Regions from separate parts of the Homo sapiens genome. Here region 2 is linked to region 1. Evidence: read pairs that join two places in POLR2A ChIA-PET (ENCODE). Cell type or tissue: PC-9. All regions are shown on one strand. Links, peaks and the distances in the headings refer to the core of each region. The heading gives the core; the rest is flanking DNA. Region 1 holds the start of LOC124900245 (small nucleolar RNA SNORA40). Region 2 overlaps ZNF655 (zinc finger protein 655).

Region 1 (16,294 bases), core at 2,661-10,660:
GGGATTCAAGGAGAGGAAAACAATGGAGAATTATTACAAATGGATGGTAGGGATGGGGACACCAGGAATTTGGGATGAGGATGCTAAAAGTAAGATAAATGATGGCCAGGCACAGTGGCTCACTCCTGTAATCCCAGCGCTTTAGGAGGCCAAGGTGGGCAGATCACCTGAGGTCAGAAGTTCGAGACCAGCCTGACCAACATGGAGAAACCCCAACTCTACTAAAAATACAAAATTAGCCGGGTGTGGTGGCGCATCCCTGAAATTGTGGCTGCTCGGGAAGCTGAGGCAGGAGAATGGCTTGAACCCAGGAGGCGAAGGTTGCAGTGAGCCAAGATAGCACCATTGCACTCCAGCCTGGGCAGCAAGAGTGAAACTCCATCTCAAAAAAAAAAAAAAAAGACTAGAAGTAAGAATTCTACAATCATTAGACTGGGCAGATGAACTCTTAAGACGGGAAGAAAAGTTGCAAAACGTTAGAGCTTTAAAATAATTTTACTTGGTTTTGGAATACTTATGAATGTCATGTCTGGTTCTCTTACTATTTACAATATATCCAAAGAAACTGTTTACTGACTTCAGCGGCTGCAAATCTGATTTTTCTCTTCCAGCCCACTCATAGGCTCCTTCTTGTGGCAAAACATGATATTACTCCTAAGACTCAAACACCAACCTAAGCACAAATATCTGGCAAGTGAAGACATTAAGAGTTTTGTTTTATTTGCAAACTGTGCATCTGACAAAGGTCTAATAGCTAGCATCTATAAGGAACTTAAACAAATTTATGAGAGAAAAACAAACAACCCCATGAAAAAGTGGGCAAAGGAGAGGAACAGACAGTTCCCAAAAGAAGACATACAGGCGGCCAACAGACATATGAAAAAACTCAACATCACTGGTCATTAGGGAAATGCAAATCAAAACCACAATGAGATACCATCTCATACCAGTCAGAATGGCTATTATTAAAAAGTCAAAAAATGACAGATGCTGGCAAGGTTGCAGAGAAAAGGGAACATTTTCACATTGTTGCTGGGAATGTAAATTAGTTCAATCATTGTGGGAAGCAATATGGCGATTCCTCAAAGAGCTAAAAGCAGAACTACCATTCGACCCAGCAATCCCATTACTGAGTATATACCCAGAGGAACATAAAGCATTCTACCATAAAGACACATGGGCCAGGCGTGGTAGCTCATGCCTGTAATCCCAGCACTTTGGGATGCCAAGGCAGGCAGATCACCTGAGGTCAGGAGTTCAAGACCAGCCTGGCCAACATGATGAAACCCTGGGCTCTACTAAAAATACAAAAGTTAGCTGGGCACAGTGGCTCACACCTGTAATCCCAGCTACTCAGGAGGCCCAGGCAGGAGAATCATTTAAACCCAGGTGGCAGAGGTTGTAGTGAGCCAAGATTGCACCACTGTACTCCAGCCCGGGTGACAGAGCTAGACTCCGTCTCCAAAAAAAAAAAAAACAAAGACACATCCACATGAGTGTTCATTGCAGCACTATTTACAATACTGAAGTGCCGAGACCAGCTCGGTTGGGGAGACCCTAACCCAGCGGCGCTAGAGGAGTTAAAGATGCACACACAGAAATATAGAGGTGTGAAGTGGGAAATCAGGGGTCTCACAGCCTTCAGAACTGAGAGCCCCAAACAGAGATTTACCCACATATTTAGTAACAGCAAACCAGTTATTATCATTGTTTCTGTAGATATTAAATTAACTAAAAGTATCCATTATGAGAAACAAAGGGATGGGCCAAATTAAAGGAATAGGTTGGGCTAGTTAACTGCAGCAGGAACACGTCCTTAAGACACAGATCGCTCATGCTATTGTTTGCAGCTTGAGAATGCGTTTAAGCGGTTTTCCGCCCTGGGCAGGCCAAGTGTTCCTTGCCCTCATTCCTTCATTCCTGTAAACCCACAACCTTCCAGCTTGGGCGTTAGGGCCATTATGAACATGTTACAGTGCTGCAGAGATTTTGTTTATGACCAGTCTTGGGGCCAGATTATGGCCAGATTTTGGGGGGCTTGCTCCCAACAGTGAAGACATGGAACCAACTTAAATGCCCATCAGTGACAGATTGGCTAAAGAAACTGTGGTACATATACACCATGAAATATTATGCAGCCATAAAAAAGAACAAGATCATGTCTTTTGAGGGAATATGGATGAAGCTGGAGTCTATAATCCTTAGCAAACTAATGCAGCAACAGAACACCAAATACCACACGTTCTCACTTATAAGTGGGAGCTAAATGATGAGAACTTATGAACACAAAGAAGGAAACAACAGACACTGGGGTCTGCTTGAGGGTGGGAGGAGGGAGAGGAGCAGAAAAGACAACTGTTGGGTACTGGGCTTAATACCTGGGTGATGAAATAATATATACAACAAACCACGATGACACATGTTTACCTATGTAACAAATCTTCACACGTACCCCCAAACCTAAAATAAAAGTTTTAAAAAAGAGTTTTGTTTTCAAAATCCTTTCTTCCTAGGAGGTTGCAAATTTTACTGAATAAGAATAACCAGGGATGGGGCCTGGCACGGTGGCTCATGCCTGTAATCCCAGCACTTTGGGAGGCTGAGGCAGGTGGATCACCTGAGGTCAGGAGTTCGTGACCAGCCTGACCAGCATGGAGAAACCCTGTCTCTACAAAAAATACAAAAGTTAGCAGGGCATGGTGGCACATGCCTGCAATCCCAGCTACTCAGGAGGCTGAGACAGGAGAATCACTTGAACCCAAGAGACGAAGGTTGCAGTGAGCCGAGATTGCATCATTGCACTCCAGCCTGGGTGACAGAGCGAGACTCTATCTAAAAAAAAAAAAAAAAAAAAGTAGTTCCTTGGAAGTTAAAGGTTAAGCTTAAGGACTGATTCAAAGGCAGGTGCAAAAAATAAACCCTCTTTTGTAACCCAGAACTCATTTTTCAGTATGAGTTTTGATACATATAAGAAGGAAAGCTAGGCATGGTGGCTCACACCTGTAAACCTAGCACTTTGGGAGGCCGAGGCGGGTGGATCACGAGGTCAGGAGATCGAGACCATCCTGGTTAACATGGTGAAACCCCGGCACTACTAAAAATACAAAAAATTAGCCGGGGGTCGTGGCGGGTGCCTGTAGTCCCAGCTACTCGGGAGGCTGAGGCAGGAGAATGGCGTGAACCCAGGAGGTGGAGCTTGCAATGAGCCGAGATTGCGCCACTGCACTCCAGCCTGGGTGACAGTGAGAGGCTCCGTCTCAAAAAAAAAAAAAAAAGAAGGAATATGATACCTGAGATAGTTTAAAATAATGGAGGTATTGATAACCATAAAGGTTGGTTCCAGGACTGTAGGGTTGATCATTTAAAAGCATAGGACATAAGGAAAATCTCAGCTATGTTGATTTAGTATTCCATTGGAGGTGGAGCTTGCAATGAGCCGAGATTGCGCCCCTGCACTCCAGCCTGGGTGACAGTGAGAGGCTCCGTCTCAAAAAAAAAAAAAAAAAGAAGGAATATGATACCTGAGATAGTTTAAAATAATGGAGGTATTGATAACCATAAAGGTTGGTTCCAGGACTGTAGGGTTGATCATTTAAAAGCATAGGACATAAGGAAAATCTCAGCTATGTTGATTTAGTATTCCATTGGAGGTGGAGCTTGCAATGAGCCGAGATTGCGCCACTGCACTCCAGCCTGGGTGACAGTGAGAGGCTCCGTCTCAAAAAAAAAAAAAAAAGAAGGAATATGATACCTGAGATAGTTTAAAATAATGGAGGTATTGATAACCATAAAGGTTGGTTCCAGGACTGTAGGGTTGATCATTTAAAAGCATAGGACATAAGGAAAATCTCAGCTATGTTGGTTTAGTATTCCATTGTCATGCTTACATGATATGTCAAGACAGCTTTTCTTAAAGGCTTTTACCTTGAGAACATGATTCCTAGAGTTGTAATGGCATATCCCACAGATTTGTACTATGCTTGAGTGTGATTCCTCAGGAACGAATATGATTTGAACTCATTCACGTTTAGAGAGGGTGTCAAGTTGAAAACCAGGCAGATTCACTTACCCTAAAAATGACTCTAAAGTAAAATGATTGAAGAAATTAGATTCCAAAGATTCTGGGTGGAAATTCTGAAGTATATTTACATTCATGTGGACATAAAAGAGGCCAAAATTCAAGAACTGTGGGCTGACAGGAGAGCTGTGGATTAAGCACCAGTTCTATTAAAAGGGAGGCTGGGCACAGTGGCTCACACTTTTAATCCCAGTGATTCAGGAGGCTGAGGTGGGAGGATGGCTTGAACCCAGGAGTTCGAGACCAGCCTGGGCAATATAGCAAGACCCCATTACAGGTATGAGCCACTGCACCTGGCCTCATCTTTTAATTAGCATAAAGCCCTTAGTTCCTACAGCTTTGCTCCACAAGAGTGAAGTCAACGCTGAGCCTCAGCAGGACATCTCTTCCCACTGTGGGCCCCGAAGCTTAGTGAAGCTAACTTGCTGGCCTCTGGAGAACCAAAATCTGTGTCTAGAAATGGTTCCAGCAACTTCTCCACACCCCATGATGAAATAGATTACTGGGCTTTTTCCTGATGTGATGCAAGATCAAATACACTTTGCATAATTCAGATTTTAGACTACACCAGCCAAAACCACAAGGACACTGTGCTACTGTCTTGAGTTGGTGACTCTCTTTTCATTCTACCTAATCACCCTGTGGCCCTGGGTGACAGCCAGCCTCTCTCCAGCCAAGAAGATCATGACTACAGTTGTGTAGTATTTGGTTCATAAAAGATCTGAACAGGAAATTCAGGCCATTGCAGGCTGGAGTGCAGTGGCGAAATCATAGCTCACTGCAGCCTCGAACTCCTGAGCTCAAGCAATCCTTCCTCCTTAGCCTACTCGGTAGCAAGGACTACAGGCATGCACCACTATGCCTGGCTCATTTTTTTTTTTTTTTTTTTTTTGGTTTTCGTAGAGACAGGGGTCTCAATATGTTGCCCAGCTGGTCTCGAACTCCTGGACTCAAGTGATCCTCCCACTTCAGCCTTCCAAAGCACTGGCATTACAGGTATGAACAACCATGCCTAGCCCCATATTAGTATTTTCCCTTTTTTTTTTTTTTGTACTTTTAGTAGAGTCAGGGTTTCACCATGTTAGCCAGGATGGTCTTGATCTCCTGACCTCGTAATCTGCCTGCCTTGGCCTCCCAAAGTGCTAGGATTACAGACGTGAGCCACCACACCTGGCCCCATATTAGTATTTTTCCTGTACAATATTGGATGAGCAATATGTAAAAATACTGATTTGAACAGGTTTATTCCATTTAGTCAGAGAAGATAAGCCAAAGCGCTCAGGAGGAAATTGCCCAGCCAGTGACATTTCACAGTAATGTCGAATACTTTGAGCAAATAAAGAATAGCACATGACAGGAGGAACATTTCAATTTTTTTAAAAAAAGCAAAGGGCAACATGAGCAGGCCAGGGCAAAGGAAGATTTGAATGTGAGCTCTGGCGTCATGACAGGAGAGATGGGTAGGGGTAGAAGAAGGGGAGGAAACCTCAGAAGATCCAAGTCTTGGCCAGATGTGGAGGGGGAGCAATGGGGCACAGAGCTACTCAGAATTCTGCAAACTCTATTTATTTATTTATTTATTTATTTATTTATTTATTTATTTATTTATTTTTGAGATGGAGTCTTGCTGTGTCACCCAGGCTGGAGTGCGGTGGTGCAATCTCGGCTCACTGCAACCTCCGCCTCCCAGGTTCAAGCAATTCTCCTGCCTCAGCCTCCTGAGTAGCTGAGATTACAGGCGCCCGCCACCACACCCGGCTGATTTTTGTGTGTTTAGTAGAAATTTTTGTGTGTTTTAGTGTGTTTTGTGTGTTTAGTGTGTTTAGTTCACCATGTTGGCCAGGCTGGTCTTGAACGCCTGACCTCAGGTGATCCACCCACCTCAGCCTCCCAAAGTGCTGGGATTACAGGCGTGAGCCACAGCGCCCGGCCTGAAAACTCTTTTACACAAACCCAAGCGTCTTCTGTGCCTCAGTTTCCCCACACTCCTTGGCTTCCTGGGAGACCCGGCCCTTCACTCCAGCCGCTCCGCATCTCCACACCATGTTGGTCTTGGCTCACACATCCAGAGCTTGTTTGAGAACCCTCAGCTCTCCAGGGCACAGCTCAAGGATACAGGAATTGGCCCTGGGGTTGTCAGATCCCCTCCAAGTCCCAGGGAGTGAGTTTCCTCAAATGAGTCACCAACCGCCATGCACAGGTTTCAACCGCAAAAGACACAGCAGAGCTCTCACCTTGACCTTCTCATGAAACCTCACCTGCCTGTGTCTGTGCTTTTCCTTCCCGTGGCACAGAACTTTCCTTACATCCTGTCCTCAGCCTCCCACTCTGGATTATTCCAAAGTCCATCCTCCAAGCTGGGCTCCTTAAGGAAATCATTCCCAGCCTTCAGAATTCTAAGTCAAACATCTCATCTTTTTGGAAAGCCTAAATTTGAAGTTATCCTTCCCCACCACCCGCTTTTTTTTTTTTTTCTTAATGCTTTGGGTTCAACTTGGAAATCAAAGCTGAGAAATTACTTCTTCAGACTAATGAAATCCGCATTTCCTCTTCTGGGGCAAAAAGTTCTATCTGAACATATAGAGCCCCAGGGAAGAAAGCTCAATCAAGAGGGAAAAATACAGCAACTGTATTTTTCAATTCAAAAAGGATGACACCCTCAACAAATAAAAGGATAAAGAATCAACAGCTTAGGTCAATAAGGAAACCAAAAGCTCGTGTGAGCAGGTCAGGGCTAAAGAACATTAAAAATGGGATCTGGCCTCATCTGTAACAGGAAAGAGGAGTGGGGTGGACAAGGGGGAGGAAACCTCAGAAAACTGAAGTCCTGGACAGGTGTCAGGGTTGGGGAGAGGGGCACAGAGCCACTGAGTCACCCAGAGAAAAACCCCCGTAGGGAATGATGTATCAGAGATGTGAAGACCTAAGAGCTTGCCAAGAGGCGGTCAAAAGAATGTTTCTGCCAGGGGAGGTCGGTCACTACTGTAATCCCAGCACTTTTGTAGGCTGAGGCTGGTGGATCACCTGAGGTCAGGAGTTTGAGACCAGCCTGGCCAACATGGTGAAACCCCATCTCTACTAAAAATACAAAAATTAGCTTGGCATGGTGGCAGACACCTGTAATCCCAGCTACTCACAAAGCTGAGGCAGGAGAATCACTTGAACCCAGAAGATGGAGGTTCCAGTAAGCCAAGATCACGCCACTGCACTCCAGCCTGGGTGAGAGAGCAAGACTCCATCTCAAAAAAAAAAAAAAAAGAGTGTTTCTAACCAGGTCAGCATGAAACAGCAAGTGGGTGTGGGGGACACAGGAGCCTGACAAGGGAGGTGACCTGGGGGTAGGGCTGGGCCATGAGCATAGACTAGGCATCAGGGATGATAAAGGAGTCCAGAGAACCCAATGTGGTTCCTTCGACAGTCACTGCTTGCTCCCCCAAAGGAGGACCACTGTTAGATTCTCCCACAGGTAGGACCAAATCCAAGTGCAAATTGAAGAGGCCCCAACCCAAAGAGTCTCATTGCCAAAAATGATCTCTTTTAATAATTTCTCAGTCACCTTAGAATAGCATGTCACTTTGTACACCCCATGTTATACTGTTCATAACATTTAACAGAAGAGAGGATGATATTACTCCCAATGTCACAGGAGGTGTACACTCCCCTATGATATTGTTCCTAATCTCCAGAGGGGAAGAGGATGATACTACTTCCAATATCCCAGGGGGGTGTACAGCCCCCCCTGTGATATTTTTCATAATATCCAAGGGGAAAGAGGGTGATATTACTCCAAATATCACGGGAGTGTACACCCCCCATGATATTTTTTGAAATATACATGAGGAGAAACAATGATATTACTCCCAATATTGCAGGGGGTGTACACGCCCTTGTGATACTGTTCATAATATTAAGGGAAAAAAAGAATATTATTCTCTCCCGCCTGAATATTACAAACAATATCACGGGGGGAGGTTCATCCCCTGCGATATTGGGAGTAATATCATCTTCTCCTCCCCTAAATAGTAAAAGCAATATCATAGGGGAATGTACACCCCCTGCAATACTGGGAGTAATATCATCCTCCCTTCCTGTGAATATTATGAGCAATATCACAGGGGGTGTGATATTGTTCATAAAATTGTTCGTAATACGCCCGCTGATATTGTTCGTAATATTAAGGGGCAGAGATGATAATATTACTCCCAATATCTCAGGGAACATACACTCCCCTGTGATATCATTTATAATTTTCAGGGGCAGAGAGAAAAATGATCTCCTTTAATAATTTCTCAGCCACCTTAAAATAGCATGTCACTTTGTACACCAGATGTTATATTGTTCATAATATTCAACAGAAGAGCGGATGATATTAGAAGAGGGGAGGTACAATCCCCTGTGATATTGCCCGTAGCATCCAGAATAGAGAGGATGACATTATTCCACATATCGCAGGGTGTGTACACCCCCTGTGATATTGTTTGTAATATCCAGGGAGGAAGAGGATGATATTGCTCCCAATATTGCAGGAGATGTATACCCCCCTGTGATATTGTCCCTAATATCCAGGGGCAAGAGGACGATATTACTCCCAATATCGCAGGGGGTGTATACTTCTCCTGTAATATTGTTCCTAATACCAAGTGGGGGAGAGGAGGATACTACTTTCAATATCGCAGGAGGTATACATTCCCCTGTGATATTGTTTTTAATATTTAGGGGAGGAAAAGATGATATTACTCCCAATATCACAGGGGATGGACCCCCCCGTGACATTGTTTGTAATATTCAGGGGGGAGATGATACTATTTTCGATATCGTAAGCACTGTGTGTGTACACTGTCTGTGACATTGTTCCTAATATCCACAGGGAAAAAAAGATGATTTTACTCCTTATATCATAGAAGGTGTACACCCCTCTGTGATATTGTTCGTAATATCCAGGTGGGGAGAGAATGATATTACTCCTTATATCGCAGGGTGTGTACAACCCCCTGTAATATTGTTTGTAATATCCAGAGGGGAAGAAATGATATTGCTCCCCATATGGCAGAGGATATAGACCCTCCTATAATATTATTCGTAATATCCAGGAGGGGAGAGGATGCTATTACTCCCCATTTCACCGGGGGTGTGCACCCTTCTGTGATATTGTTCATAATATCCAGGGAGAAAGAATATAATATTACTCCCCATATCGCAGGGGTTGTACACCCACCTGTGATATTGTTTCTAATATCCAAGGGGAAGAGAATGATATTACTCCCATAAACAGGGAGGTGTACACCCCCCTGTAATATTCTTCATAATATCCAGGAAGGGAGATGATATTACTCCCAATATGGTAAACACCCTGTGTGTACACCATCTGTGATATTGTTCGTAATATCCAGGAGGGGAGAGGGTGATATTACTCCCAATATCGCAGGGAGTGTACACTCCTCTGTGATATTCTAGGAGGGAGGATAATATTACTCCCGATATCGCAGGCAGTATACACCCTCCTGTGATATTGTTTGTAATATCCAGAAGGGGAGAGGATGATATTACTGCCCATATTGCAGGATGGTCACACCCACAAGTCATATTCTCCAAAATATCCAATGAGGGTCAGGATGATGTAACTTCCCATATGGCAGAGGGTGTACACTGCCCCGTGATAATGTTCATAATATTCAGTGGGGAGAGGATAATATTACTCCCCATATCGCAGGGTATGTACATCCCCCTGTGATATTGTTTGTAATATCCAGGGAATGAGAGGATAACATTACTCCTTATATGGCAGAGGGGGCACACCCCCCCGTGATATTGTTCATAATATCCCTGGAGGGAGAGGGTGACATTACTTCTTATATCGCTGATGGTGTAAACCCTCCTGTGATATTGTTGGTAATACCCAGGGGAAAGAGGATGATATTACTCCCCATATTGCAAGGAGTGTACACCTTCCTGTGATATTGTTCGTAACATCCAGGGGGGAAGAGGATGATGTTACTTCCCTGTGATATTGTTCATTATATTCAGAAAGGGAGAGAGTGATGTTACTCCCAATATCGCAGAGGGTGTACACCCTTCTGTAATATTGTTCATAATATCCAGGAGGGAAGAGGATAATATTACTCCCAATATCACAGGGGGTAAACACCCCGTTGTGATTTTGTTCGTAATCTCCTGGAAGGGAGATGATATTACTCCCAATATGGTAAACACCCTGTGTGTACACCGTCTGTGATATTGTTCGTAATATCCAGGAGGGGAGGGGATGATATTACTCCCAATATCGCAGGGGGTGTACATCCCCTGTAATATTGTTCCTAATATCCAAGGGGGAGAGGAGATTACTGCTCTTCATATCGTAGAGGGTGTACACCCGATTGTAATATTGTTCGTAATATCCAGGAGGGGAGAGAATGATATTACTCCCCATATCGCAGGGGGTATACATCCCACTTTCATATTGTTCATAGTATCCAGAGGGGGAGAAAATAATATTATTTCATATATCGCAAGGTGTGTACACCCCCCTGTAATATTGTTTGTAATATTTAGAAGGGGAGAGGATGACATTACTTCCCATATCACAGGGAGTGGACATCCCCCTGTGATATTGTTTGTAATACTTAGGGAGGGAGAGGAAGATATTACTCCCCATATCGCAGAAGATGTACACCCCCCTATTATATTGTTCCTAATATGCAGGGGGGAAGGCATGATATTACTCCCCATATCACAGGGGGTGTACATCCCCTTGTGCTATTGTTCATAATATCCAGTGGGGGAGAGGATGATATTACCTCTCCGTGATATTGTTTGTAATATCCAGAGGGGGAGAAAATAATATTATTTCCTATATCACAAGGTGTGTACACCCCCCTGTAATATTGTTTGTAATATTCAGAAGGGGAGAGGATGACATTATTTCCCACATCACGGGTGGTTCACATGCCCCTGTGATATTGTCCATAATATTTATGGAGGAAATGGAAGATATTACTCCCCATATCGCAGGGGGTGTACATTCCGCTGTGATATTTTTTGTAATATCCAGGGAGGGAGAGGATTATATTACTTCGAATATCACAGGGGGTGTACACCTCCATGTGATATTGCTTGCCATATCCGGGGGGGAGAGGATGACATCAAGTTTAATATTTTAAACACCCTGTGTGTACACTCCCTGGTAATATTGTTAGTAATATCTAGGGAAAGAGAGGACAATATTAAACCCAATATTGCAGGGGGGTACACAACCCTGTGATGTTGTTCATAATATCGAGGGAGGAAGAGTATGATACTACTTCCAATATCGCAGGCAGTGTACACCACACTGCGATATTGTTCCTAATATCGAGAAGGGCAAAGGATGATATTACTCCCAATATCGAAGGTGGTGTACTCTCCCCCTTGATATTGTTTCTAATATCCAGGGGGGAGAGGATGATATTACTCCCAATATAGCAGGGGGTGTACACTTCCTTTGTGATGTTTTTTCTAATATCCAACGGGGCAGAGGATAATATTACTCCCAATGTCGCAGGGGTGTCCACCCCCCACTGTAATATCTTTCCTAATATCCAGGGGAAATGAGGATGATATTGCTCCAATATCGCAGAAGGTGTATTCCTCCCTGTAATATTTGTTCTTATGTCCAGGTGGAAGAGAAAATGACATTACTCCCAATATTGCAGGTTGTGTGCAACCTCCGTGATGCTGTTCCTAATATTCAAAGCGGGAGAGAATGACATTACTGCCAATATCACAGGGGGTGTACAACCCCCACTGTGATATTGTTCCTAATATTCAGAATGGGAGAGGATGATATTACTCCCAATATTGCAGGGGGGGTAACACCCCCTGTGATATTGTATTTAATATCCAGGTAGGGAGAGGATGATATTACTCCCAATATAGCAGAACGTGTACACCCCATCCCTGTGATATTACTCCTAATATCCATTTGAGGAGAGTATGATATTTCTCTCAATATAGCAGGGGGTGTACACTCCCCCTGTGATATTGTTCCTAATATCCGGGGGGGGAGAGGATGATATTACCTTAATATCGCAGGGGTTTTACACCCCCCTTTAATATTGTTTTTAATATCCAGCGGCAGAGAGGATGATATTACTCCCAATGTCGAAGGGGGATACACCCCTTCTGTGATATTGTTCCTAATATCCAGGGGCAGAGAGGATATTACTGCCAATATCGCAAGGAATATACAACCCTCTGTGATTTTGTTCCTAATATTCAGAGGGAAGAGGATGATATTTCTCCCAATGTCGCAGGGAGTGTATCCCCACTCCGTAATATTGTTTCTAATATTCGGGGGCGAGAGGATGATGTTACTCCCAATATCTCAAAAAGTGTACACCTCCCTGTGATAATATTACTCTTAATATCGCAGGGGGTATACACCCCCACTGTGATATTGTTCCTAAAATCCAGGCGGGGAGAGGATATTATCCCAATGTCTCAGGGGGTGTACACTTCTCTGGTAATATTGTTCCTAATATCGGGGGGGTAGAGGATAATATTACTCCCAATATCGAAGGGGGTGTACACCCTTAATGTAATATTTTTCCTAATATCGAGGGCAAAAGAGGATTATATTATTCCCAATATCGGAGGAAGTGTACAACCCCCATCATGTTGTTTCTAATATCCAAGTGGGGAGAGGATGATATTACTCCCAATATCGCGGGAGGTGTACACCCTTTCTGTGATATTTTATGTAATATCCAAAGAAGGAAAGGTTGCTTTACCCCCAATATCGCAGGGGGTGTACATACCCCCTGTGACATTGTTTTTAATATCCAGGTGGAGAGAGGATATTACTACCAATATCGTAGGGCGTGTACACACCTTCTGTGACATTGTTCCTAATATCCAGGGGGTGAGAGGATGATGTGACTGTCAATACCGCAGAAAGTGTACAGCCTCCCCCCAATGCCGTGATATTGTTCCAAGTAGGGAGAGGATGATATTACACCCAATATCGAAGAGGGTGTACACCTTCTCTGTGATATTGTTCCTAATATCCAGGTGGGGAGAGGATAATAGTACTCCCAATATTGCAGAGGGTGTACACCCCCCTTGTGATATTGGTCCTAATATCCAAGAAGAAAGAGCATGATATTATGGTCAATATCGCAGGGGGTATACACCCTCCCTGTGACATTGTTCCTAATATTTAGGTAAAGAGAAGATGATATTACTTTCAATATCGCAGGGGGGGTACATACCCCCTGTGACATTGTTCTTAATATCCAAGTGGAGAGAGGATGATATTACTCCCAATATTGCAGGGGGTGTACACCCTGCCTGTGATATTGTTTTTAATATCCAGAAGGAGAGAGGATGATATTACTCTCAATATCGCAGGAGGTGTACAACCTCCTGTGATATTGTTTCTAATATCCAGGAAAAAAGAGGATGATATTACTTTCAATATGGAAAGAGGTGTACACCCCCACATGATATTGTTCCTAATATCCTGGTGGGGAAAGGTTGATATTACTCCCAATATTGCAGGAGGTGTACACACCTCCTGTGTTAATTTTCCTAATATCCAGGGGATAGACAATGACATTACTCCCAATAACTCAGGGGGTGTACACCCCCTTTGTGATGTTGTTCCTAATATTTAGGGGTGAGAGGTTGATACTACTACCAATATCGCAGGGGGTGTACACCACCACCCCGTGATATTCTTTCCAATATCCCGGGGGAAAGAGAATGATATTACCCCCAATATTGAAGGGGGTGTACACCCCCCCAGAGATATTATTTTTAATATTCAGGAAGGAATAAGATGATATTACTGGCAATATCGCAGGGGGTGTACCCTCCGCCTGCAATATTCTTCCTAACATCCAGGTGGGGAAAGGATGATATTACTCCCAATATCGCAGAAGGTGTATACACCCCTGTGATATTGTTCCTAATAACCATGAAAAGAGAGGATGATATTACTTCCAATATAGCAGGGGTTTTACACCCCAAATGTGATATTGTTTCTAATATCCAGGAAGGGAAAATGATACTACTTTTTTTTTTTTTTTTGAGACGGAGTCTCGCTGTCGCCCCAGCTGGAGTGCAGTGGTGCGATCTCGGCTCACTGCAGGCTCCGCCCCCCTGGTTCACACCATTTTCCTGCCTCAGCCTCCCGAGTAGCTGGGACTACAGGCGCCCACCCCCTCGCCCAGCTAATTTTTTATATTTTTAGTAGAGCCGGGGTTTCACCGTGTTTACCAGAATGGTCTCAATCTCCTGACCTCGTGATCCTCCCGCCTCTGCCTCCAAAAGTGCAGGGATTACAGACGTGAGCCACCGCACCCGGCCTGAAAATGATACTACTCTTAATATCGCAGGGGGTGTACACCCCTCCTGTGATATTGTTCCTACTGTCCAGGGTGAGAGAACACGATATGACTCCCAATATTGCAGAGTATGTACACCCCCCCGAGATATTGCTCCTAATACCCAGGGAAGGAGAAGATGATATTACTCCCAAAAGCACAGAAGATGTACACCCCTCCTGTGAAATTCTTCCTAATATCAACGGGAAGAGAGGATGACACTACTCCCAATATCTCAGGCGGTGTACAACCTCATCCTCTCCCAACCTGAACATTAGGAACAATATCACAGGGAGCGTGTACACCCCATGCGATATTAGGATTAATATCCTCTCCCAAATTGGATATTAGAAACTATATCAAAGGGGGGGATATACATTCCCTGCGATATTGGGAGTAATATTATCCTCTCTTCCCATGGATATTAGGAACAATATCCCAAAGGGAGAGTACACTCCCTGTGATATTGGGAATAATATCATCCTCTCCTCCTCTGGATATTAAGAACAATATCACAGAGGGTGGTGTATACCCCCTGCAATATTGAGAGTAATATCATCCTCTCCCCTCCCAGAATATTACGAACAATATTACAGGGGGGTTTACACCCCCTGCGATATTGGAAGTAGTATCATATTCTCCCCTCCCCCCCGCATATTACAAACAATATCACAGGGGAGTGTACATTCCCTGCGATACTGGGAGTAATATTATTTTCTCCCCCCTTCCCCGGATATTATGGACAATATCACAGGGTGGTGTACACACAGGGTGTTTACCATCTTGGGATTGATATCATCCTCCTCCCCGGATATTGCGAACAATACCACAGCAGAGTGTACACCCCTGCGATATTCGGAATAATATCATCCTCTCCCCCCTGGATATTACGGACAATATCACAGGGGGGTGTACACCCCCTGTGATTTGGAAGTAATATTATCCTCTCCCCTTCTGGATATTACAAACTATAACACAGGGGCTTGTACACCCCCTGTGATATTTGCTGTAATATCATCCTCTTCCCCCTTGCATATTATGCACAATATCACAGGAGGGTGTACATTCCCTGAAATTTTGGGAGTAATATCATTCTTTTTTCCCTGGATATTACAGACAATATCACAGGGAAGTGTACACCTACTGCGATATTGGGAATAATATTACCCACTCCCCCTCTGGATACTGCGAACAATATCACAGAGTGGTGTACATCTCCTGCGGTATTGGGAGTAATATCATCCTCCCCTTGACTGGATACTACAAACAATATCACAGTGGGGTACACACCCACTGCGATATTGGGAGTAATTTCATCCTCTTCCACCCTGAATATTACGAACAATATTACAGGCGGGTGTACACCCCCTGTGATATTGGGAGTAATATTATCCTCTCTTCCCCTGGATATTATGAACCATATCACAGAGGTGTGTACACCCCTTAGATTTTAAAAGTAATGTCATCGTCTCCTTTCCTGGATATTACAAACAATATCACAGGGGAATGAATACCCAAAGCGACATTGGGAGTAATATTATCCTCTCTTCCCCTGAATACTACAAGGAATGTCACAGAGGGGTGTACCCCCGCTGAGATATTGGGAGTAATTTCATCCTCTCCCCTCTTGGATATTTCGAACAATATCACAAGACAGTGACCACCCCCTGTGATATTTGCATTTATATCATCCTCTTCACCCCTAAATATTATGAAAAATATCACAGAGGGGTGTACAACCCTTGGGATATTGGGAGTAATATTATCCTCTCCCCTCCCTGGAAATTACAAACAATATTACGGTGGTGGTGTACATCCTTTGTGATATTGAGAATAATAGAAATTTCTCCATCTT
Region 2 (16,294 bases), core at 1,454-9,453, 370 kb before region 1:
TGTTATTTAAAATTCTTGTTGTCAGTCCAGCAATTGAGGCTTTCATAGTTCAGTGTTATAATATTCAGTAGGGACCCTCAACAAATATATAAAAATATGTTGCTCACTCTATAATCCTCCTATGGCTAACCTCTAGGATAGTTCTGCCACTATATTTTACTTCTTTGCCATCAGCAAGAGTAGGATTTCATCAAGGCAAGGTAGGAATCTAAATGAAATTGATATATAAATGAATTGATCTAAATGTAAAAGCAAATGAAAAATGCATGTGTTTTTTCCTGTCAAACATGTATACCCTTATGTATAGAGACCAGTAGTCACGTATGGTGACTGAAACAGGATTATGTAATCCCTAAAAAGCAGAATATGTAAAAATCACATGTATGCGTTTGGTTTAGGAATGTGCTTTTGTACTTCCACTTGAATAAAGGTGTGTTTGGTATTCTGAGAATTTGTTTCAAACAAAATCTGAAGGTCTCAGACAGAAGCGTTTGGGAATGTTGGAATCACATCTCTGGCTGCAACTCCTTTCCTCCCTGGAACTTGCTTCACAGCAAGAATGGATCACTTTCCTTTGCATTGATAACAAAGCTTGCTTTTCCACAGACCTCTGGAACAAAAGCTGAATGTTTGGGACTTAAAGGGGATTTGATTGGGAAGTTGTTGGTATATAAAATAAGACTAAATAGTTCGAGGTTTCAGTAGAACTAGGAATAACTTTTTGTTTGTTTGTTTGTTTTTTGAGACAGTCTCGTTCTGTCACCCAGGCTGGAGTGCAGTAGCGTGATCTCGGCTCACTGCAACCTCCGCCTCCTGGGTTCAAACGATTGTCTTGTGTCAGCCTCCCAAGTAGCTGGGATTACAGGCACCTGCCACCTTGCCTGGCTGATTTTTGTATTTTTAGTAGAGACCGGGTTTCACTGTGTTGGCCAGGCTGGTCTCAAACTCCTGACCTCAGGTAATCTGCCTGCCTCAGCCTCCCAAAGTGCTGGGATTACAGGCGTGAGCCGCTGTGCCCAGCCATATTTTTTAAATAAGTAAAACACTTTAAAAAAGGCGGACTCAAAATAGTCCTTTAGGGCAATCCTTTAAGCAGATATTTAATTGGCCTGATACATGAGTTTGTGTTCTGAGTCATTTTGGTCTTGAAAGGGGAGAGAAGAGAAATACGATAGTAGAGGGCACTTTTATCTTCTGTCTTTCCACCTACCTACACACACGTATGTTTGTACATATCTAAACTTTATTCTCAATTCTGCAAAGCAGCTAGCTTCATTTTACAAAGGAATATTTTAGTAAACATACCCCAGGCCAGGTGCAGTGGCTCACGCCTGTAATCTCAACACTTTGGGAGGCTGAGGCGGGCAGATCACTTGAGGTCAGGAGTTGGAGACCAGCCTGGCCAATGTGGCGAAACCCAGTCTCTACTTAAAATAGAAAAATTAGCCAGGCATGGTGTTGCGTGCCTATAATTCCAGCTACCTGGGAGGCTGAGGCGCAACAATAGCTTGAGCCTGGGAGGCAGAGGTTGCAATGAGCCGAGATTGTGCCACTGCACTCCGGAGTGAGACTCTGTCTCAAGAAAACACAAAAAAACAAAAAACAACAATATACCCCAAAGTGATGTTGGTATTACACAGATCTCAAAACCCAGAGAAGTTTGATAGCTCTTCATTCCCTAGTACATCGCTGATGACTCACTGTCATTAGTTTGCAACTGATCTCAAGTGCTCCGAGAGCTCTCTGGGATACTAGGAGAGAATATCCTGAGATTTTTTTAGGGAGCTAGTCAAACCCCTGCTCTGAAACAGGGTTGGACAGTTTTGACAATGGCAGGTCACAGGTCAAAGCTCTCAAATTTCATATGTCCTGTCAAGATACCGCTGCTGCCATCACTAGATTTGCATTTCCATTACACCGTGACCAAATTTACTCTTAATATTTTTCTGATAACCAGAACTTGCTGGTGGGCATGTATCCTTGCTAAGAGTCACTATCACCTCTGGTTATAGCAGTGGAGCAAAGTGGTAATGGGAAAATTCCTAGGTTTTTGGCCTGAGCAAAAGGGTGGATAGAAGTAGATGACAGGTGGGGAACACGGGGAGAGGGGCACGGAGAGTTTTAGCAAAAGAGCTAGCATGTCAAGGCCTGCATGTGAGAGTATGGCACTTTCCAGGTAATAAGTGAGGTATGGAGAAATGCCTCACTGTAGGATGTAGTATGTGGGCAACTGAGGAGGTTGAAGAACCAAGTTCAAAGGAGGCCCCTAGGGATTAGAGAACCAAGCACTATAGGATTCCCACATCTAAAAATGTTGCCTTCATTCATCCATTCATTCAGTAAACATTTAGCAGTGTAGGACTGGCATTGTTTCAGGAGGGATGCCCTGGATTTGGAGATCTTAACATGTAACTAGAGAAAACATTGGCATCCTGGGCTGTGGTGGGAACTAGCACCCGAAAGGTAACTCTGCTGGAGTCAGCAAACTGACATCTGTCCTTTTTCTAACATTTGTATCATATGAAACCACTTTTTTCTTCTTTTTTTTCAAACAGAATCTTGCTCTCTCGCCCAGGGTGGAGTGCAGTGATGTGATCTTGGCTCAGTGCAACCTCTGCCTCCCAGGTTTAAGTATTTCCTGCCTCAGCCTCCTGAGTAGCTGGGACTACAGGCACCTGCCATCACACCTGGCTAATTTTTGTATTTTTTGTAGGGACGGAGTTTCACCATGTTGGCCAGGCTTGTCTCAAACTTCTGACCTCAGGTAATCCACCCGCGTCAGCCTCCCAAAGTGCTGGGATTACAGGTGTGAGGGAATCACATTTTATATTCCCTTCAAAATACAAGTGTGTGAAGGAACCGGTGTTTTAATCCAAGAGTGTAAGAACGATTTCAAACAAATGGCACCCTTTACAAATAAAGAAACTACATACATTTAAAGCTTTATTTTGTGGACACTTCCTATTTACTCTCTGTTTTTAGAAAACTGTTAGCTATGGCTGGGTGTGGTGGCCCACGCCTGTAATCCCAGCACTTTGGGAGGCTGAAGCGGGTGGATCACAAGGTCAGGAGTTCAAGACCAGCCTGGCCAACATGGTGAAACCCCGTCTCTACTAAAAATACAAAATTAGCCAGGCGTGGTGGTGCTGTAATCCCAGCTACTCTGGAGGCTGAAGGAGGAGAATCGCTTAGAACCTGGGAAGCAGAGGTTGCAGTGAGTCGAGATTGCGCCACTGCACTCCAGCCTGGGCGACAGAGTGAGACTCTTGCCTTTAAAAAAACAACAACAACAAAAAACAAAAACGGTTAGCCTCTTGTATGTGTGTTTCATTTATGTTTATACATTTACAACCTGGGCATAATGAAAGCATTTGTTTTGTCTTTTCCCCATTTGCTCATATTACAATGACACAGTCTTCCTCCATTGTCCTTTGTGGGTGCAGTTAGATGCCCTCGCTCTGGTATGAGCAGGCCAGGGTTCAAATGCTGCCTTTGTTACATACCAAGTGCAGCTCTGGCATTTAGGATGGTAAAAAACAAAACCACCACCTGCACAGGACCGTTGTGAGGATTAATGAGATAGTGTCAGTTTAAGTGCTCCATAACTGGTAGTTGCTGTTTCTGAGTTTATCAGGAAACCCCTTATCACGAACAATTTGTCTCCTTAATCTTTTTTCTTCCTTTTCTGCTTCAATACATCTCATGCCTCTGGCAAACCCATACTCCTGGCCGGCTAGGTGGTTGGCTCTTGGCCCCTTCTCTAAGGCTTTTCTTGCCCGTTCCCCCTGCCTATTTATAGGTGGTGCAAAAGTAATTGCGGTTTTGCCATTTAAAAAATTGCAAAACAGCAATTACTTTTGCACCAACCTAATACACGCTCCAGGCCAAGCTGGGAGATGTTGGGGTGCACACAGGGAGAGGAGGACAGGCTGGCCTGTGGGTGAAGAGCGCGGGCCCCGCAGGGTCAACCCGGCCAGTGGTCACGAAAGGAGGTGGAGTGGGGGGAGGCGACATAGGGCAGGAAGAGGGGAGGACAAACGGGGTTCACATGGGGACCGTGGCGATGACACGGAAGGGACAGCCAGTTAGAGTCTAGGCCCACTTAGGCGATGAAGGGCAGGTGAAGAAATCCCGTTCCATCTTCCTGCAGTCCTCCCTTGGGGAGTCCACATCCTATCCTTCTCTGGACCGGGGCGGCTCCTGGAGGGACCGCGATCGAAATGAGGCCTCCGAGCCGCCCAGAGACTCCGAAGTGCGCGCAGCGGACCACGCGGTTTCCATGCGCCCCCTAGGGTGGGTGGGCTAGCTGTGCGCCCCAGTGCGGAGAACGGAGGAGGGGTCGGCCCCGTAGCGGCTGGAAACGCAGTTGGCGGCGGGGCCCAGCTTGCGGGGCTTCTGATCGCAGGGGCGGGGCCCGCCGCCGGTTTCTAAGGGCCTGGCAGAGTTCCTGCAGTCACGGTCAGGGGTCTTTGCTTTCGTCCATCCCCTCCTGGAGAAAGAACGCAGCTTCTAACGCCTTCTCGGTTGGGCACCCTTCTTGGGAAAGCTCCGCCTACCATTGCCCTTGTACCTGCCCTCTCTCTCCCTTTCCTGAAGTGACTGCCCGTCTCTAGCATCGTGTTGTGAATGTGTCGAGATTTTGGCGCTGCAGCAGCATCGGAGATTGGATCCAGCCCACGGAGAGGTCCCCAGACTCCATTTGTCCGCCCCAGGGCAGGGGCCTCGGAAGAGCAAGGGGGAGGAGCTAATCTAGCCGGCTGATCTTTGTGGCTTAGACAAAATTTAGAGTTTATTTGTCCCTCTGACCATGCTCTCAGATCAGATGGACAAGATTAGCCTTACACTTAGAAGCGTTGTGGTGCAAGACTAGTGACTTTTTTTTTCCCTTCCTTCCTTCCTTCCTTCTTTCCTTCTGTCCTCCCTCCCTCCCTCCTTCCCTCTCTTCCTTCCCTTTCTCCACCCCCCACCTTTTTTTTTTGAGACAGGGTCTCACTCTGTTGCTCAGGCTGGAGTGCAATGGCATGATCATAACTCACTGCAGCCTCGACCTCATGGGCTCAGGTGATCCTCTCACCTCAGCCTCCCAAGTAGCTGGGACTACAGGCCCACACAACCACGCCCGGCTTTATTTATTTATTTATTTATTTATTTATTTATTTATTTATTTATTTATTTTTAGAGACAGGGTCTCACTATGTTGCCTGGGCTGGTCTTGAACTCCTGATATTAAGCTATCCTCTCCCCTTGGCCTACCAAGATGCTAGGATTACAGGTGTGAGCCACTGTGTCTGGCCATGACATTTTGTTTTTTTCTTCTTTGTAACCTCAAGCTGTAGCCCATGTCAGTAAAGCCTGTTTCCTCTCTCGCTGTGTGGAACAAATCTGCAGCAGTGCTGTCTAGCTCTATTGTGAGGATCTGTTATACCAGCACCTGTTAACTTGCTTGGCATTTGGAGAAGCTAGGTAAATGTGTGAATGAATAAATGCACGAACCCAGCCAAGTATGTCCCATGAGCCAAGTACAAGAAGAGTGGACTCTTGTCCTACTCACACTCTCCTTCATCGTTAGGAAAGTGGCATTTTTCTACCCAAGGCATAAACTCTGAGAGTGGATACAATGGACAGGTCAGCCACCTGTTAAGAGAAATGGAAGTTAAAAGATTTATAACATTTTGATTTCAGTCTGCTGTCCCACCATTATCAGGTGTATGGCCATTTAAAGAAAATGAAGTTGGGGCCAGTCACGGTGGCTCACGGCTGTGATCCCAGCACTTTGGGAGGTTGAGGCATGCAGATCACTTGAGGTCAGGAGTTTGAGACCAGCCTGGCCAATATGGTGAAACCCTGTCTCTACTAAAAATGAAAAACAAATTAGCCGGGTCTGATGGTGTGTGCATGTGGTCCCAGCTACTCGGAGAGGCTGAGGTGGGACAGTTGCTTGAACCTGGGAGGTGGAGGTTGCAGTGAGCTGAAATTGTGCCACAGCATTCCAGCCTGGGCGACACAGTTAGACTCCATTTCCCGCCCCTCTGCCCCACAAAAAAAAAGTACACCGATATGATAGGGGAGTGTACTCCCTCTGCGATATTGCGAATAATATTGTCGTCTCCCTTTCTGGATATTAGGAGCAATATCAGAAGGAGGATACCCTGCAATATTGGAAGTAATATCATCCTCTACCACCCTGGATGTGTGTACACCTTTTGCAAAACTGGGAGTAATATTGTCTCCCCCCCCAATATTAAAAACAATATCACAGGGTGGGTGTACACTCCCTGCGATATTGGGGTTAACATCATCCTCTCTTTCCCTGATATTAACCACAATGTCAAAGTAGGGGTGTACACCCCCTGCGCTATTGGGAGTAATGTCATCCTTTCTCCCCCTGGATATTAGGAAATGTCTCAAGTGGGGTTTATACCCCCTGCAATATTGGGAATAATATCATCCTCTTCCCCCTGGATATTAGAAACAATATCACGGGGGGCGAGGTGTACATTCTCTGCGATATTGGGCATAGTATCATCTTCTCCCATCCTTAATATTAGGAACAGTATCACGGGGGGGTGTACACCCCCTGCGATATTGGAAGTAATATCATCCTCTCCTACCCTGGACATTAGTTATAATATCACAGTGCAGGTGTACACCCCCTGTGATATTGGGAGTAATATCATCCCCTTTTTTCCTGGATATTAAGAACAATATCACAGTGGGGGCGTACAACCCCTGTGATAATGGAAGTAATATTGTCCTCTCTTCTCCTGGATATTAGGAACAAAATCACATGGGGGTTGTACACCCTCTCCGATATTGGGAGTAACATCATCCTCTCCTACCATAATTATTAGGGACAATATCACAGGGGTGGTGTACACCTTCTGCGATATTGGGAGTAATATCATCCTTTCCCCATCTGGATATTTGGAACAATATCATGGGGGAGGGTGTATACCCCTTGTGATATTGAGAGTAATATAATCCTCTCCCCACCTAAATATTAGAAACAATATCATGGGGTGGGGTGTACACCTCCTGCAATATTGCGAGTAATATCATCCTCTTTCCCCCCTGCATATAAGGAACAATATCACGGGGTGGGGGGTACACCCCCTGCGATTTTGACAGTATTATCATCGCCTCCCCCCTTGGATATTAAAAACAATATCACAAGGGAAATATAACCTCCCTGTGATATTGGGAGTAATATCATCCTCTCCCTTTCTGGGTATTAGAAATAATATCAGAGAGTGGGTGGTCACCCCCTCCGATATTGGGAGTAATATCCTCTCCCCTTCTGGATATTAAAAGCAATATCATAGTGAGGGTGTACACCCTCTGCGATATTGGGAATAATGTCATTCTCTCCACCTGTGGATATGACAAACAATATCACAGTGGGAGTGTACACCCTTTGGGATATTGGGAATAATAACATCCTCTCCTACCCAGGATATTAGGAATAACATCGAAGGGGGATGTACATGCCCTGCGATATTGGGAGTAATATCATCTTTTCCCTCCCTGGATATTAGAAACAATATCACAGGGGAGGTGTACACCTTCTGCGATATTGGAAGAAATATCATCCTCTCCCAACCTGGATATTAGGAACTGTATCACAGGGGAGGTATACACCCCCTGCGATATTGGGAGTAATATTTTCCTCTCCTCCCTGGATATTAGGAACAATATCACGGGGGTGTACACCCCCTTCAATATTGAAAGTAATATCCTCTTTTCCCCTGGAGATCAGGAACAATATCAATGGAGGGTGTACACCCCCTTCAATATTGGGGTAATATCATCCTCTCCTTCCCTTGATATTAAAAACAGTACCACAGGGATGTGTACAACCCCTGCGATTTTGAAAGTAATATCATCCTGTCCTCTTCTGGATATTAGGAAGACTATCACAGGGGTGTGTGTACACCCTCTGCGATATTGGGAGCAATATCATCCTCTCCCCCCTGGATATTATAAACAATATCACAGGGGTGGTGTACACCCCTGCAATATTGGCAGTATATCATCATTTCCCCCGCTCCCAGATATTAGGAACAATATCACGGTGGGGGGGTGTACACGCTCTGTGATATTGGGAGTAATATCATCCTCTCTCTCTCTGGATATTAGGAACAATATCACAGGGAGGGTGTACACCCCCTCGATATTGAGTAATATTTTCTCCCCCACTGGAAATTAGGAACAATGTTACAGAGGGGGTGTACACCAACTGCGATATTGGTGGTAATATCCTCTACTTCCTGGATATTAGGAACAATCTCACTGGGGGTTGTACACCCCCTGCGATATTGGGAGTAATATCATCCTCTCCCCCTCTGGATACTAGGAACAATATCACATGGGGGGTGTACACTTCTCACACTATTGGGAGCAATATCATTTCCTCCCCCCCTACATATTAGAAACAATATCACAGGGGTGTTGTACACCTTCTGCGACATTGGGAGTAATAGCATCATCTTTCCCAGTGGATATTAAGAACAATATCACAGGCAAGGTGTACATTCCTTGAGATATTGGGAGTAATATCCTCTCCTAACCTGAGTATTAGGAACAATATCACAGTGGGGGTGTACAACTTCTACGATATTGGGAGTAGTGTTATCCTCTCCACCCTTGTATATTAGGAAGAATATCACACTGGGGGTGTACACCCCCTGCGATATTGAGAATAATGTTATACTCTTCACTCCTGGGTATTAGGAAGGAAGAACACCTACAAAGGGGGTGGACACCCCCTGCGATATTGGGAGTAATGTCATCCTCTCCTTCTCTGGATATTATGAACAAAATCACAGAGTGTGTGTACACTTTCTTTGATATTGGGATTAATATCATTCTCTCTTCCACTGGATATTAGAGGTAATATCACATGGGGAATGTACACCCTGTGATATTGACAGTAATATAATTGTCTCCCCACCTGCAAATTATTAACAATATCACAAGTGGGGTGTACACCTTCTGTGATATGGGAAGTAATATCATCCTCTCTTTCCTGGATATTACGAACAATATCACAGGGGGGTGAACACTCCCTGCGGTATTGGGAATAATATCATCCTCTTTCCCACTGGATGCTAAGAACAGTATCACAGGGAGGTGTACAACCCCTGAGATATTAAGAGTAATATCATCCTCTTTTCTCCTGGATATTGAAAAAAATATCACACTGGGGTGTACAACCTTGCTATATTGAGATTAATATTGTCATCTCCCGCCCTGGATATTAGGAACAATATCACAAGGAGGGTTCACACCCCCTGCGATATTGGGAGTGATATCATCCTCTTCCCTACTGGATAGTAGGAACAATATCACGGGGGAGTGTACCGTCTTTTCGATATTGGAAGTCATATCATTCTCTTTCCCTCTGGACATTAGGAACAATATCACAGGGAAGGTATACTCCACCTGTGATATTGACAGTAATATTATTGTCTTCCCCATTGGATATTAGGAACAGTACCACAAGGGGTGTGTACACCTCCTGCGATATTGGGAATAATACAATTTTCTTCTCCTTTGATATTAGAAGCAATATCACAGGGGGTGTGTACACGCTTTGCCATATTGGGAGTAATATCATCCTATCCCCACTAAATATTAGGAACAATATCACAAAGGGGGTATACACTCCCTGCGATATTGGGAGTAATATAATCCTCTTCCCCCTGGATATTAGGAAAAATACCACAGGGTGTGTGTACTCCCCCAGTAATATCAACCTCTCCCCCACTGGATAATAGGAACAATATTACAGAGGGGGGGTACACCCCCTGAGATATTGAAAGTAATATTATCCTCTCTTCCCTTGGATATTAGGAACAATATCACAGAAGGGGTTTACACCTCCTTTGATATTGGGATTAATATTCTCTCTTCCACTGGATATTAGGAAAAATATCACACGGGTGGTGTACACCTGCTATGATATTGACAGTAATATAATCATCTCCCCTTTTGGATATATTAATATAAAAAGGGGAATGTACACCCCCTGCGATATAGTGATATCATCCTCTCCCCTGTGGATATTAGAAACAATATCGCAGGGGGATGTACACACCCTGTGATATTGGAAATAATATCTTCCTATTCTTTTCTGGATATTAGGAAAAATATCACCGGGGGGTATACACCCCCTGCCCTATTTGGAGTAATATTGTCATCACCCACTTTGGATATTAGGAAGACTATTACAAGGAGGGTATACATCCCCTGCGATATTGAAAATAATATCATCCTCTCTCCCTCTGGATATTAGAAACAATATCACAGGGGTGGTGTACAACCCCTGCGACATTGGAAGTAACATCATCCACTTTCCCCATGGATATTAGGAACTATATTACAGGGTGGGTGTACACCTTCTCTGATATTGGGAGTAATATCATCCTCTCCCCCCCTTGATATTAGGAACAATATCTCACGGGGGTGTACACCCCCTATGCTATTGGGCGTAATATTGTCTCCCCTTCTGGATATTAAAAACAATGTCACAGCAGGGTGTACACCCCCTGCGATATTGACAGTAATATCTTCTACCCCCTTGGATATTAGGAACAATATCAAACCGGGGGTGTACACCCCCTGCGATATTGGGGGTACTATCATCCTCTTCCCACCTGGATATTATGATCAATATCACAGGGAGGACGTACACCCCCTGTGATATTTGGAGTAATATTATTCTCTCTCCAGCTGTATGTTAGAAACAATATCACAGAGGAGGTTTACACCCCCTTCGATATTGGGTGTAATATCATCCTCTCCCCACCCTGGATATTAGAAACAATATCACAGGGGGTTGTACACCGACTGTGATATTGGGAGTAATATCATCCTCTCCCCTCCCGGATATTAGGAACTATATTACAGGGTTGTGTACACCCCCTGCGACATTGAAAGTAGTATCATCCTCTCCACTTCTGGATATTAAGAACAACATCACAGGGGGGTGTACACTCCCTGTGGTATTGGGATTAATATCATCCTCTTCCTCCGTGGATATTAGAAACAATATCACAAAGGGTTATTCCCCCAACCTGCGATATTGGTAGTAATATCTTCTCCCCTCATGAATATTAGGAATAATATCACAGGGGGTGTGTACATCCCTTATGATATTCGGAGTAATATTATTATCTCCCCCTGCATATATTAGGAACAATATCACAAAGGGGGTGTAAACCCCTTGCAATATTGAGGATAATGTCATACTCCCTCTCTTGGATATTAGGAGCAGTATCACACGGGGGGTGTACACCCCCTGCGATATTGGGAGTAATATCATCCTCTCCCCCCCTACATATAAGGAACAATATCACAGGGAGGATGTACACCCCCTTCGATATTGGGATTAATATCATCCTCTGTTCCACTGGATATTAGGAACAATATCACACGAGGGGTGTACACCCCCTGAGATATTGACATTATATCGTCTCCCCCTGAATATTGTTAACAATATCACAAGGGGGATGTACACCTCTTGCTTTACAGGGAGTAATATCCTCCTCTCCACCCACGATATTAGGAGCAATATCATGGGGGGGGGTGTTGTACATTTCCTGCGGTATTAGGAGTAATATTCTCTCCTCCCCTGGATATGAAGAACAATATCACAGGGGGGTGTACACCCCCTGCCATATTTGGAGTAATATCATCTTCTCTGTTCCTGGATATTAGGAACAATATCACAGCATGGGGAGTATACCCCATGCGATATTGGGAGTAATATTGTCGTCTCCTCTCCATTACATTAGGAGCAATATCACAAGGAGGGAATACACCCCCTGCAATAATGGGAGTAATAATATCCTCCACCCCCCCTGGATATTAGGAACAATATCACAGGGGGGATGTACATCCCCTGCGATATTGGGAGTAATATCATCTTCTGCCCCTCTCGATATTAGAAACAAAATCATGGGGAGGGGGTGTACACCACCTATGATATTGGGAATAATATTATCCTCTCCCCCTGGATGTTAGGAACAATATCACAGAGGGGTGTACATCCCCTGCAATATTAAGAGTAATATCATCCTCTCTTCCACTGGATATTAGTAACAATATGACAGTGGGGTGCAATATTGAGAGTAATATCATCCTCTCTCCCACTGGCTATTAGGAACAATATCGCAGGCGGGGTGTACAGTCCCTGCAATATTGGCAGTAATGTCATACTCTTTCCCCTAATATCAGCCTCTATTTCACTGGATATTAGGAACAATATCACAGGGCGGTGTACAACCCCTGTGATATTGGAAGCAATATCATCATCTCCCCGTCTGGATATTAGGAAGAATATCACAGTGGGGGTGTATACCTCCTGCAATATTGGGAGTAATATCATCCTCTGCCCCCCTAGATACTAGGAAAAATATCACAGCGGGGGTGTACATCCCCCTGTGATATTTGGAGTAATATCATCCTCTCCAAATTTGAATATAAGGAACAATATCACAGTGGGGTGTACACACTGTGAGTTGTTGGAAGTAATGTCATTCTCTCCTCCTGTGGATATTAGGAACAATATCACATGGGGGTTGTATACTCCCTGCGATATTGTGAGTAATATCATCCTGTCCCCTCTTGATATTAAAAACAATATCACAGGGGGGTTGTACACATCCTGTGATATTGGGAGTAATATCTTCTCCCTCCCTGGATATTAGGAAGAATATTACCTCCCCTTTTGGATATTATGAATACTATCAGAGAGAGTGTACAGCACCTGCAATGTGAGGAGTAATATCACATCCTTCCTTGGATATTATGAATAATATAGCAGGGGATGCACACCCCCTGCGATGTGAAAAGTAATATCACCTCCCCCCTTGGATATTATGAATAATATCACAGAGGGTGAACAGCTTCTGCTATGTGAGGAGTAATATCACCTCCTTTGGATATTACGAATAATATCACATAGGTTGTACACCCCCTGCGATGTAAGGAGTAATGTCACCTTCCCCTTTTGATATTATAAATACTATCACAGAGGGTGTACACCCCCTGTGATGTAAGGAGTGATATCACCTCTCCCTTGGACATTACTCCTAATGTCACAGAAGGTGTACAGAGCCTGCATTGTGAGCAGTAATATGACTTCCGCCCTTTGATATTACAAATATTATTGCAGAGGGTGTACAATCCCTGCATAGTGAGGAGTAATATCACCTCCCCTTTTGGATATTACTAATATTATAACAGAGTGTGTACAGCCCCTGCGATGTGAGCAGCAATATCACCTCCCCCCTTGTATATTATGAATATTATCACAGAGGGTGTAGAGCCCCTTTGATGTGAGGAGTAATCCCCAGTCGGATATTAAGTATATGATCACAGAGGCTGTACAGCCCCTGTGATGTGAGGAGTAATATTACCTTTCCCCTTGGATATTACGAATATAATCACAGAGGGTGTACACACAGACTGTTTAAATATTGCAAGTAATATCTCTCCCCTTGGATATTACGAATATAATCACAGAGGGTGTACAGCCCCTGTGATATGAGGAGTAATATCACCTCCTCCCTTGGATATTACAAATATTATCACAGGGGATGTATACACAGGGTGTTTACAATATTACAAGTAATGTCATCTCTCCCCTTGGATATTACGAATAATATCACAGAGGGTGTACACACAGGATGTTTACAATATTAGGAGTAATATCTCTCCCCTTAAATATTACTAATAGTATCACAGAGGGTTTACACTTCCAGTGATATTAGGAGTAATATCATCTCCTCCATGGGAGATTATGAATAATATTTGGAGAGTGTACACCCACTGTGATATTACAGGTAATATCATCTCCTCTTTTGGATATTATGAATAATATCACAGAAGGTGTACACCCACTGCTATATTACAGGTAATATCTCCTCCCTTTAATATTATGAATAATATCACAAAGGGTGTACACCCACTGTTACATTAGGAGTAATATCTCCTCCCTTGGATATTACAAATAATATCAGAGAGCTGTACATCTACTGAGATTTTAGAGGTAATATCATCTCCTCCCTCCGATATTACAAATAATATTACAGAGGATGTTCACCCATTGTGATATTGGTAGTAATATCATCTTTTTTCTTTTATATTATGAATAATATCACAGAGGGTGTACACCCACTGCATTATTAAAGGTAATATTATCTCCTCCTTTGGATATTATGAATAATATCACAGAGGGTGTACCCCCACTGCGATATTAAGAGTAATATCTCTCTTAGATATTACAAATAATTGAATAATATCACAGAGTGTACATCCACTGTGATATTAATAGAACTAGTTCCCTAGGATATTACAAATAATATCACAAGGTGTACACCCACCGTGATATTAGAAGTAATATCTCTTTTAGATATTATGAATAATATCACAAGGTGTACACCCACTGTGATATTATGAGTAACATCTCCTTTAGATTTTATGAATAATATCACAGGGTGTACACCCACTGTGATATGAGGTGTAATATCTCCCTTACATATTACGAATAATATCACAGGGTGTACATCCACTGTGATATTAGGAGAAATATCTCCCTTAGGTATTATGAGTAATATCACAGCCTGTACACCCACTGTGATATTAAAGGTAATATCTCCTTTAGATATTATGAATAATATAACAGGATGTACACCCACTGTGATATTAGGAGTAATATCTTCCTTAGATTTCACAAATAATATTACAGGGTTTACACACAGTGTACACCCACTGTGATATTACGAGTAAGGTCTCCCTTAGATATTACGAATAATATCACTGGGTTTACACACAGGATATACAGCCACTGTGATATTAGAGGTAATATATTCCTTAGATATTACAAAGAATAACTGTGATATTATGAGTAATAGCTCCGTTAGATATTACAAATAATATCACAGGTTGTACACAAAGGGAGTACATCTACTGTGATATTAGGAGTAATATCTCCCTTAGATATTACAAGTAATATCACTGGGTTTACACACAGGGTATATACCCCCTGAGATATTAGGTGTACTGTCTTCTTTAGATCTTATAAATAATATCACAGGATGTACACTCACTTTGATATATGGAGTAATATCTTTTTTAGATATTACAAATATATCTTTCTTAGGTATTATGAATAATATCACTGGGTGTACACCCAGGTTGTACAACCAGTGTGATATTAGGAGTAATGTCTCCCTTAGATATTACAAATAATATCACCAGGTGTTGACCCACTGTGATATTAGGAGTAATATCTTTTATTATGAATAACATCACAGGGTGTATGCCCACGGTGATATTAGGAGTAACATCTTCCAGATATTATGAATAATATCACAGGGTGTACACACAGCGTCTTCACCCACTGTGATATTATAAGTAATATCTTTTACGTATTATAAATAATATCACAGGGTGGACACCCATGGTGATATTAGTAGTAATTTCTTTTAGATATTATGAATAATATCACAGGGTGTACACACAACGCCTACACCTATGGTGATATTACAATATCTTTTATGTATTGTGAATAACATCACAGAGTAGACACCCACGATGATTTTAGGAGTAATATCTTTTAGATATTATAAATAACACCACTAAGTGAACACCCATGGTCACATTAGTAGTAATATCTTTCAGATAGTATGAATAATATCACAGTGTGTACACCAGCGCTTATATTAGGAGTAATATCTTTTAGGTATTATGAATAATATCACAGGTTGCACACCAAGGGTAATATTAGCAGGAATATCTTTTAGATATAATGAATAATATCACATGGTGTACCCACATGGTGCACATCCACGGTGATATTATGAGTAACATCTCTTAGATATTGTGAATTAGATTACAGGGTGTACACCCTCGGTGATATTAGGAGTAATATATTTTAGATATTATGAATAATATCACAGGGTGTAAACACAGGGTGTACATCCACAGTGTTATTAGGAGTAATATCTTTCAGATATTATGAATAACGTCATCACAGGGTGTACACACACTGTGATATTAGGAGTAATGTCTTTGAGATATTATGAATAATATCATCATAGGGTATACACCCACAATGATATTAGGAGTATTATCTTTTACATATTATGAATAATATCACAGGGTGTACACACAGGATGTACTTTCATGGTGATATTAGGAGTAATATATTTTAGATATTATGAATAATATCACAGGGTGTACACCCACGGTGATATTAGGAGTAATATCTTTAGATATTATGAATAAT

What was found. Peaks named below come from ENCODE experiments on the same cell type or tissue, not always from the same donor. Only the 100,000 strongest peaks of a DNase experiment are listed, where the experiment ranks them.
Region 2: POLR2A ChIA-PET joins it to region 1 with 10 read pairs; 2 of 35 experiments call an interaction of 5 or more read pairs at or near these places.

What each region holds. Positions count from the first base shown.
Region 1 is chr7:99,949,177-99,965,470 of GRCh38, forward strand. LOC124900245 (small nucleolar RNA SNORA40) reads left to right here and starts at 2,857; the gene lies at 2,857-2,982. In PC-9, for the core only: no CTCF peak of the experiment used is centred there; DNase peaks (open chromatin) are centred at 4,695 and 6,245; H3K27ac peaks cover 1,398 bases; H3K27me3 peaks cover 1,215 bases.
Region 2 is chr7:99,576,003-99,592,296 of GRCh38, forward strand. ZNF655 (zinc finger protein 655) reads left to right here. Exons shown (of 3, transcript NM_138494.3): 3 at 1-451. Among named protein-coding and RNA genes, the nearest start is that of TMEM225B, 14 kb to the right of the region's middle. In PC-9, for the core only: no CTCF peak of the experiment used is centred there; no DNase peak of the experiment used is centred there; H3K27me3 peaks cover 2,588 bases.